Linked DNA regions of Homo sapiens: region 2 is linked to region 1. Evidence: read pairs that join two places in POLR2A ChIA-PET (ENCODE). Cell type or tissue: PC-3. All regions are shown on one strand. Region 1 overlaps LOC124903699 (a long non-coding RNA gene). Region 2 overlaps TERB1 (telomere repeat binding bouquet formation protein 1).

What was found. ChIA-PET counts read pairs that join two places held together with the same protein. Peaks named below come from ENCODE experiments on the same cell type or tissue, not always from the same donor. Only the 100,000 strongest peaks of a DNase experiment are listed, where the experiment ranks them.
Region 2: POLR2A ChIA-PET joins it to region 1 with 9 read pairs; 5 of 35 experiments call an interaction of 5 or more read pairs at or near these places.

What each region holds. Positions count from the first base shown.
Region 1 is chr16:66,856,241-66,861,240 of GRCh38, forward strand. LOC124903699 (a long non-coding RNA gene) reads right to left here. Exons shown (of 4, transcript XR_007065088.1): 2 at 1,448-1,498. Among named protein-coding and RNA genes, the nearest start is that of CA7, 14 kb to the left of the region's middle. RefSeq lists a silencer at 2,872-3,072. In PC-3, no CTCF peak of the experiment used is centred here; a DNase peak (open chromatin) is centred at 2,911.
Region 2 is chr16:66,770,738-66,775,737 of GRCh38, forward strand. TERB1 (telomere repeat binding bouquet formation protein 1) reads right to left here. Exons shown (of 19, transcript NM_001136505.2): 12 at 4,381-4,506; 13 at 1,852-2,012. Among named protein-coding and RNA genes, the nearest start is that of DYNC1LI2-DT, 21 kb to the left of the region's middle. RefSeq lists a silencer at 2,695-2,895. In PC-3, no CTCF peak of the experiment used is centred here; no DNase peak of the experiment used is centred here.

The DNA.
Region 1 (5,000 bases):
TGGTAACAGGGAAGCAACGCCAGTAATGTTCCTGTTAAAGCAGGTAAAGGGCCTGAGGCAGACGTCCAGCTCTCCCTGCGATCCAAGAACTGCTGTTACCCCATTTTACAGATGAGGATGATGAGGCTCAGGGAGGTTAGGTAGGCAGGTCACAGAGCAGGATTTGAACCAGGATCTGTCCAGTAACTCTTCTACTCTATACTAGAGCAACTGGGCTCAAAGGAGGGTGGGATGGGTATGGTGGTGGCCATCTGGAGGTGGCATAATAGCCCCAATGCTGCTAACTGTGCCAGGGACCCTGTCCAGCCCCTCCCAGGGATGGTGGCATCACAGGCCCGGCGCTGCAGAGGACTTGGAAAATGGGAGCTGGTTTTATAATAATTACCCCGAGACTGCCAAGAATCCTCACTCCCTAAGTCCTTTCCCTTATTCACTTTTTAAATTTAAAACTATTTTAAAGCTGAAAGTGGCCTCCTTATGTTATAATTACAGCCCCAGATTTGACCCTATTATATCCAAATGGGATGTCCCAGCTGGATCCCAGCACACCTGGCCTCAAGGGACCCAGGACTGGGTCCTAAGTCCTCATTCAGGACAAGATTTTCCCCTGGAAGTGATGCTGGGGACATTTGGGACACCCAAGACAAGATGAGCTCTACTTGCTCCCAGGACCCCAGAGGGGCCCTCCCTGGGCAGCCAGTGGTGGCCCTTGGATTGATCCAGGCAGGGCTGTGGGCCTGCCAGCAGCCACAGCCTGCGGAGTCTGTGCCCAGGCAAGGGTCACAGTCTTCCCTCCAGTGCAGGCTGTGGGCCCCAGAGCAAGTCCCTTCTATGGGGCGGGCCTCAGGAGGTGGGATGGTTGTGAAGATCTGATCCCCCTGAAGCTCCTTCTGCAGAGGGCTGTCTTCCAATCCCATGGTCACCCTATAGCTGCTGCTGTTGCAAAGGCTTGGGAGTGTCCCCTCATGGCTAGCGCTGGACACATACCCACTGGCGTGCTCATCTGTGGGGAGAGTGATCTGTGGACTGAGCAACAGCTGGAGACAGGAACAGAAATAGGTCTGAGGTGGAGGTTGCAAGATAACCTGATAGTTGATGCCTGGGAGGGAGCCACAGCTGATGTCAAAGCTAAGAGGGGTTGGAGCAGGGCAGAAGGCTTTCGGATGCAGTTGGAGCTGGCCTGGGGTTGGGGAGAGAGGTCAGACAACAGCCTGAGCATCTTGGGGATCCTCTCGCATCCATGGGTCACAACATCAACTCTGAGGCCACCCTCAAAGGCCAAATGTACTGCTGGTTGGTCAAGACTCGGGGGGAGGAGGAGATGTGACTCTTTGATCACGAAATGTTCTGGCATTTATCCTCTAGCCAGAAGCAAGGCCTGGGGAATGTATCTCTTTTGAAGTCTTATCTGCTCACAAATCCAAGGGCCCACTTACCCGGGTCATACCTGGGTTTTGCACCATCTGTCACTCAAACCCTCTGAAGCTTATTTCCTCTTCTGTAAAATGGAAATGACGTGTGAGCCATTTTTGTAATTTAAAATTTTCTAATACTGATATAAAATATATAGAAAGAGACATAAGGCCGGGTGCAGTGGCTCATGTCTGTAATCCTAGCACTTTGGGAGGCTGAGGCAGGAGAATCACTTGAGCCTCGGAGTTCAAGACCATCCTGGGCAACATAGCAAGACCCTGTCTCAAAAACAAAAATGTAGCTGAGCACCGTGGCTCATACCTGTAATCCCAGCACTTTGGGAAGCCGAGGCGGGCGGATCACCTGAGGTCAGAAGTTCGAGACCACTCTGGCCAACATGGTGAAACCCCATCTCTACTAAAAATACAAAAATTAGCTGGGCGTGGTGGTGTGCACCTGTAATCCCAGGTACTTGGGAGGCTGAGACAGGAGAATCGCTTGAACCCAGGAGGCAGAGGTTGCAGTGAGCCAAGATCGCGCCACTGCACTCCAGCCTGGGCAACAGAGCAAGACTCAGTCTCAAAAAAAAAAAAAAGAAAAGAAAAATGTAAAAAGAAACAAGTCATTTAAATAATGTACTTAATTTAACCCAATTATATCCAAAATATATGCATTTTAATCTGTCACTAATATTAATAGAAAAAAACTAATGAAATATTTTACATTTTTTGTGCTAAGTCTTTGAAATCTAGTGTGTGCTTTACGCTCACAGTACATCTCAGCGTAGGGCAGCCCCATTTCATATGCTCAAAGCCTTATTTGTCAGTATATAGTTGGACATCTTTTTTTTTTTTTTTTTGGGACAGAGTTTCGCTCTTGTTGCCCAGGCTGGAGTGCAATGGTGCTATCTTGGCTCACTGCAACCTCAGCCTCCCGGGTTTAAGCAATTCTCCTGCCTCAGCCTCCCGAGTAGCTGGGATTACAGATGCCCGCCACCACACCCGGTTAATTTTTTATATTTTTAGTAGACACGTGGTTTCACCATATTGGCCAGGCTGGTCTTGAACTCCTGACCTCAGGTGAGCCACCTGCCTCAGCCTCCCAAAGTGCTGGGACTGCAGGCACGAGCCATTGCACCCAGACTGCACATCTTAAAAAAAAAAAAGAAAAAAAGAAAAAAGTCATATGTGGCCCAGTATGGTGGCATGTGCCTCTAGTCCCAGCTATTCAGGAGGCTGAGGCAAGAGGATTGCTTGAGGCCAGGACTTCAAGGGTGTATTGCATGATGATCACATCTGTGCATAATCACTGCACTCCAGCCTGGGCAACACAGTGAGACCCCATTGCTAATTTTAAAAAATAAGAAAAAGGAAAAAAAGCCATATGTGGCCATTGGCTACCATATTAGACAGTACAGTCCTAAATGGATGTCACTCTGCTGGACAGGTGTCTGAGAAAGCCCTCTGGCTGGGCGTGCAGCCAGGCAAAGTGGCAGGAATGAGTCAGATCTGCTCCCGGCCTCTGTCCTCCACGAGAGCAGCCTCAGAACATTTGATGCCAAATTGGCTCCCTCTGCTAGGGCCTTCCTCCCCCAGGAAACCTCTCTAACCCCACTTCACTCCAGTGTGGCTGGCTCTGCCCCAGGCCACCCTGAAGGGCCTTTCCTGTTCCACTGAGAGAAAGGCCAAGACCCTCAGCAAGGAACTGACTGCAGAGGAGTGTTGGGAGTCAGGGGAGGTGGTAGTCCTGGCTTGGTTGAGATTTGATTAGTCTGGGAGGGTTTCCTGGAGGAGGGGCCCAGAATAAAGAAGCTGGCATTCCAGGAGAGGGGCAGAAGCCTCAGCTGCAGAGAGCATTTACCAGACAGAAAAAGAAGGCCTGGCTCTTGCCCAGCCTGTATCAACAAAAAGAAGAAGTGGGGCTGAGGAGACAGGGGCTCCCAGGCTGCAGAGATTTCAAATGCCAGGTAGAGCTTTACCCTTACATCCACAGGCCATGGGGGTCATTGAGGTCTAAAGCAGGGGCTGAGGACCTCCTGGGCTGGAGGAAGAGGACTCTTCCTGAGGCTTAGAGAGCACCAGGCATCACTTAGTTTGAATCCACCTTCTAACCCAGGGCTTGAGTGCAAATTCTGGCAAGTGCAATTCATCAACTTCTTCTGCTGCCTCTCCTCGGCCCTGCAGGATGGAATCATGCCTGGACCCTGGCAGTTTCCAGTTTGGCAGTCTATGAGTGTAACCTACATTCCTCCAGCTGCAACTCAAGTGCTTTTGTCTTCTGGGACATAGGAGGGTGAGCAGATGGTTCCTTTATTCCTACCAAGAGGCCCTCTTAGACTGGCATTGCGAGAAAGGCATAGGGGCACGTGAGCCCTGGGGGTCCCTCAGGTTTTTGGGAAGAACTTGAATCTCTTTCTCCTCCTCCTTTCTCAGCTCCTGCTCTCAGCATGAATGTCCAGACACAGGAGATACCAGAGGGCACACAGCCCTGTCTCTCCAGTTACCTAGACCCCCCAGGGACCTGGAGCATAGGCCCTTGCTACTGCTGATCTTGAGTGTTCAGGAGCAGGGTTTGGAGGTATAACTTCTTCAGCCAGAGCGAGCCATGATGGGGTCAGTATGCCATCTAGGAGCTGGGTGTCATGGCTCACACCTGTAATCCCAGCACTTTGGGAGGCCAAGACAGGCAGATTCCTTGAGCCCAGGAGTTCAAGACCAGCTTGGGGAATGAAGAGCAAGGCAATAGCAATGATTCTACAAAAAAAAAAAAAAAAAATACCAAAAACTTAGCTGGGCATGGTGACATGTCCCTGTAGTCCCAGCTCCTCAGGAGGCTGAGGTGGGAGGATTGCTTGAGTCTGGGAGGTCGAGGCTACAGTGAGCTATGATCCTGTCACTGTACTCCAGACTGGGCAACAGAGCAAAACTCTGTCTCAAACAACAACAAAAACAACAAGAACAACATCACACAAGCCATCTAGGGAATCCTAGGGCATCTAAGCTAATCCTATTATATAGATACAATAACTGAGGCCCAAAGAGGAAACAGTCTGTCAAAGTGAGTTGGCAGGAGAGCTAGGATTTATGACTTTTCACTCTATCCACACAGCATTATGTAACAGAAAGACCCCTGCCACTTGGCCAGGCTCAGTGGCTCACACTGGTAATCCCAGTGCTTTGGGAGGCCAGGGTGGGAGGATCACTTAAGCCCAGGAATTCAAGACCAGCCTGGCAACATAGCAAGACTCTGTCCCTACCAAAAATAAATAAATAAATAAAATTAAAATTAGCTGATGGTGGCAGTCCACACCTCTAGTCTTAGCTACTCAAGAGGCTGAGGTGGGAGGATAGCTTGAGCTCAGGAGCTCTGAGCTCTGATCACACCATTTCATTCCAGCTTGGATGACAGAACAAGATCTCATGAAAGAAAGAAAGACAGAAAGAGAGAGAAAGAGAAGGAAGGAAGGAAGCAAGGAAGGAAGGAAGGAAGGAAGGACGGACGGAAGGAAGGACGGACAGAAGGAAGGAGAAAGAAAAAAAGAAAGAAGGAAGGAAGGAAGGAAGGAAAGAAAGAAAGAAAGGAAAGAA
Region 2 (5,000 bases), 86 kb before region 1:
ACGTTATTCTGGGCAGGGATCTCAGGAATAAAGAACCAGAAGCAAAACCAAATGACAATCAAAACACCCAGAAATAATATGTATAAAGCATATATCTTAAGCAACAGGATATACATATATATATATTTTTTGAGACAGGGTCTTGCTCTGTTACCCACACTGGAGTGCAGTGGCATGATCACAGCTCACTGCAGCCTCGACTTCCTGGGCTGAAGCAATCCTCCCACCTCACCCTCCTGAGTAGCTGGGACCACAGGCATACAACACCACACCTGGCTAATTGTGTATTTTTTTGTAGACACAGGGTTTTGCCATGTTGCCCAAGCTGAAGGATAACTTTTAAAAATAACATTTATAAAAAGCTACTATAATGAAATATGAAAAAAGATCAACGATAGCATGGAAAAGCAGGCACAGAAGATGAACAGATAGTTTATAGGAAAGGAAATATTAATAGCTCTTAAACACAAGAAAAAATGTTTCATCCCACTTAAGATAAATAAATATTAAAGCTACACTGAGATATTTTTCTTCATCTATTACACTCACAAAGATCAAAACGCTGTGGGGAAACATGTACTCTTAAACATTGCTAGTGGGAGTGTAAGTTGATACATCTTCTGTGGTGAAACAATTTGACAGTATCTTTCATAACAAAAACTATGTCTATCTAGGTATTTGAGAGGTACTATTATTTTCTCCATTTATCGATGATGAAACTAAAGCACAAAGAGATTAAATAACTTGCCTAAACTTTCCCTAAAGTTCACAGCATCCATGAATTTGGGTATCTGTGGGAGGTCCTGGAACCAATCCCCCATAGATACCAAGGGTTGACTGTACTTTAAATGGGTGAACTGTACGGTATGTGAATTATATCTCATTAAAGCTGTTACAGAATACACACACACACACACACACACACACACACACACACACACACGGGTACATGTGTAGCAGGTATTTAGAGTTGTTTGCAATGGTAAAAATTTAAATATAACTTACATGTCCATCAATAAAGGACTGGTTAAATCAATTATGGCACATCTGCAATAGTGAATACTACTCAGACAATTAAAATAATAAAATCACTATATTATACTAACTTGGACACTATGTTTTGATTTTTTAACACATATGCATATACAAAAACACAAAGCATGCATACATAGAAAAATATATTTATATAAAGAGGAAAGAAGTTATTAGATTATTACTACTTTTCTCTTTCTTGAACCCCAATTATTCAGATGTTAGATCTCTTGGCTCAATATTCCACATTTCCTGTCTTTTCAGTCATCATTTCTACTTTTTAAAAATCTTTTATTGTTGTTTTATGTCAAAGCATGATTCTTCCAGTATTACTATGGAGTTTTCCATTTAAAACTATTTAAAACTTTAAAAAATAACTTGGGAAGAAAAAATTTTTTACCCTCCAACCTCTACTGTTAAAAAATATTGGCTGGGCATGGTGGCTCATGCCTGTAATCCCAGCATTTCGGGAGGCTAAGGCAGGGAGATCACTTGAGGTCAGGCATTCAAGACCAGCCTGGCCAACATGAGGAAACCCTGTCTCTACTAAAAATACAAAGAAATTAGCCGGGTGTGGTGGCGCACATCTGTAATCCCAGCTACTTGAAAGGCTGAGGCATAAGAATCACTTGAACTTGGGAGGCGGAGGTTGCAGTGAGCCGAGATCGTGCCACTGCACTCCAACCTGGGCAACAGAGCAAGACTCTGTCTCAAAAAAAATTAACAAAAAATTTATATGTCAGTGTAGTATGGAGAAAAAAGAAAGAAATTTTAAAAATTTGAAAAAAGTTCTATATTCTTTAAAACAAAGAATCCAACCTCATTTCCTTCTCTTTCAAGCTGTTCTATTCTGTGTAGAATTTCCTTTGCTTTCCTCCAGTGCTCTTCAAGATTATTCTCCTTCACACTTATGTCCTTTAATTGCTGTGTTTCATTTTCATCAAAAGGATATTCTCCTAGACTTAGAGATAATTTCTCAGCTTTGTAGTATGGGAAAAAACAATGAATGAAAAGTTATTTAAACACTTTATATATAAGGACAACTTCACAGCCCACCCTCTCCTTTCTCTAAATTTTTCCATCCAGACTATCTTAACAGCTTAATTGGTACTGAAAAGTAAGTGGAAGATTATCTAGCAGAGGCCCAGGACTCAAACAGTCATAAATCAGACTTTACTCTTCAGAGTTACAGGAGAAAAAACATGCAAATATGTTATGCCAGACACATAAACACCCTCAGGTACATGGATACTGGTTTTAAAGTAGTTAGTTTTTTAGGCCCGGCACAGTGGCTCACACTTGTAATCCTTGCATTTTGGGATGCCGAGGCGGGAGGATCACTTGAGGTCAGGAGCTCAAGGCCAGCGTGGCCAATATGGTGAAACTCCACCTCTACTAAAAAAAAAAAAAAAAAATTAGCCAGGCATTGTGGCACGCACCTGTATTCCCAGATAATCTGGAAGTTAAGGCACAAGAATCCCTCAAACCCAGGAGGCACAAGCTGCAGTGAACAGAGACTGAGCCACTGCACTCCAGCCCTGGCGACAGAGTGAGACTTCGTCTCAAAAATAAAGTAGTTTTTTTAAAAAAATAATGTTCAAAAATTGATTCCTTCCTATAATCCTTTTTTTTTAAACATACTGTGTCTGCAGTTTTTCTTCCACAAAGATCAAAATTCTCATCATGGACACTGCCCTCTGAGCTCAAGCTACACTGGCCATCAATTCCTTAAGTGCACCAGGTTCCCTCCTATCACAGGGCCTTTGTGCCTCACTGTTGCTTATGCTTGAGACACTCACTGATAACAAATTCCTTTCTTTTCACCTAATTAACTCTAGACATTCAGTTCTCAGCTCAAGAATCACTTCCTCCCAATGCCTTTTCTGCTCCACGTCTAGACCAGATTCCTTTGTTATAGGCTCTTAAAGACCTGTGGTCTATCCCTATATATTTGTTATGTCAATTTATAATAACACATAATCTCATTTTTTGAGTTACTGTCTATTTCTGTAGTTAAAACTAAGCTCTGTGAATACACAGACTGTTTTTCATCACTGTATCCCTGATGTCCCTGATGTCTAGCACTCTGCCTTGGCACATAACAGAAACTCAAACTTTTTTTTTTTTTGAGACAGAGTCTTGCTCTGTCACCCAGGCTGCAGTGCAGTGGCACGATCTTGGCTCACTGCAACCTCTGCCTCCCTGGTTCAAGTAATTCTTCTGCCTCAGCCTCCCGAGTAGCTGGGGCTACAGGCGTGCGCCACCAGGCCTGGCTAATTTTTTTTGTATTTTTAGTACAGACAGGGTTTCACCATGTTCGCCAGGCTGGTCTTGAACTCCTGACCTCGTGATCCACCCGCCTAGGCCTCCGAAAGTGCTGGGATTACAGGCGTGAGCCACCATGCCCAGCCCAAACGTTTTTTTTTTTTTTTTTGAGACAGAGTCTTGCTCCGTCGCCCAGGCTGGAGTGCAGTGGCGCAATCTCGGCTCACTGCAAGCTCTGCCTCCCGGGTTCACGCCATTCTCCTGCCTCAGCCTCCCGAGTAGCTGGGACTACAGGCGTCTGCCAACACGCCCGGCTAATTTTTTGTATTTTTAGTAGAGACGGGGTTTCACTGTGTTAGTCAGGATGGTCTCAATCTCCTGACCTCGTGATCCGCCTGCCTCGGCCTCCCAAAGTGCTGGGATTACAGGCGTGAGCCACCGCGCCCGGCCCCAAACATTTTTAAATAAATGAATGTACTTATGATTTAACAATAAGTAACCCTTAGTCCACAAATTTAATTCCTGCAAACTAAATTTGTGCACACGGCATAAAATAGTGAATTATCTATACTGCTGCTCTCTTCCACATGGGTTTGTATATGCTGAATATACCCTAGTTGTCATGTCCAAATTTTATACTCTGATTTTCTTTTTTTTTTTTTTTTTGAGACAGGGTCTCACTCTATGACCCAGGCTGGAGGGCCAGTGGTGCAAACACAGCTCACTGCAGCCTCGACCTGAGCAACTCCTGAGCTCAGATGATCCTTCTACCTCAGCTTCCCAAGTAGCTGGCAGGCATGTGCCACCATGCCCAGATAATTTTTTCTATATATATATTTTTTTATAGAGACAGAGTTTCTCTATGTTGCCCAGGCTGGTCTTGAACTCCTGGACTCAAGCGATCTGACTGCCTTGGCCTCCCAAAGTGCTGGGATTACAGGCATGAGCCACTGTGCAGGGCCTAGTCTGCTTTTCAAATGTAAGAAGAATCTGAGAGCTATAGGGCCTTGGCTCATGAAAGCAGAAATAAATTCTCCTTTATAAACTTTGGTTGGTATGTTCTTAAAGTAATAGTACACTTACTAATTTTTTTGCAGTTGTGAAGCACAAATGTGGCAGCTTTGTTCAGTTCCTCATTCTGCGATTCAGTTAAGGCTTGAATCATGAGTGGAAGCCCATTGTTTTTAAAAAGGTCATACTGATTTTCCTCTGGAAAACATAAACAAAGAGGACAATGTTTTTTATCATAAACTATCTATATGAGGTCATAATTCTTCCTTGTGATAATTATGAACATAGTTCAAAATTTTAAAAATAGGCCAGGAACGGTGGCTCACTCTTGTAATCCCAGCACTTTGGGAGGCTGAGATGGGTGGATCACTTGAGGTCAGGAGTTCAAGACCAGCCTAGTCAACATGGTGAAACCCAGTCTCTATAAAAAATACAAAAATTAGCCAGGCATGGTGGCAGGCACTTGTAATCCCAACTTCTCAGGAAATTGAGGCACAATAACTGCTTGAACCTGGGAGGTGGAGGCTGCAGTGAGCCGAGGTCGCACCATTGTACTCCAGTTTGGGCAACAGAGTGAGACTTTGTCTCAAAAAACAAAAACAAAAACAAAACAAAACAACAACAACAAATTTTTAAAATAGAGAAACACATAGTTTCAAAAGGATTTTTTTTTTTTTTTTTTTGAGAGGGAA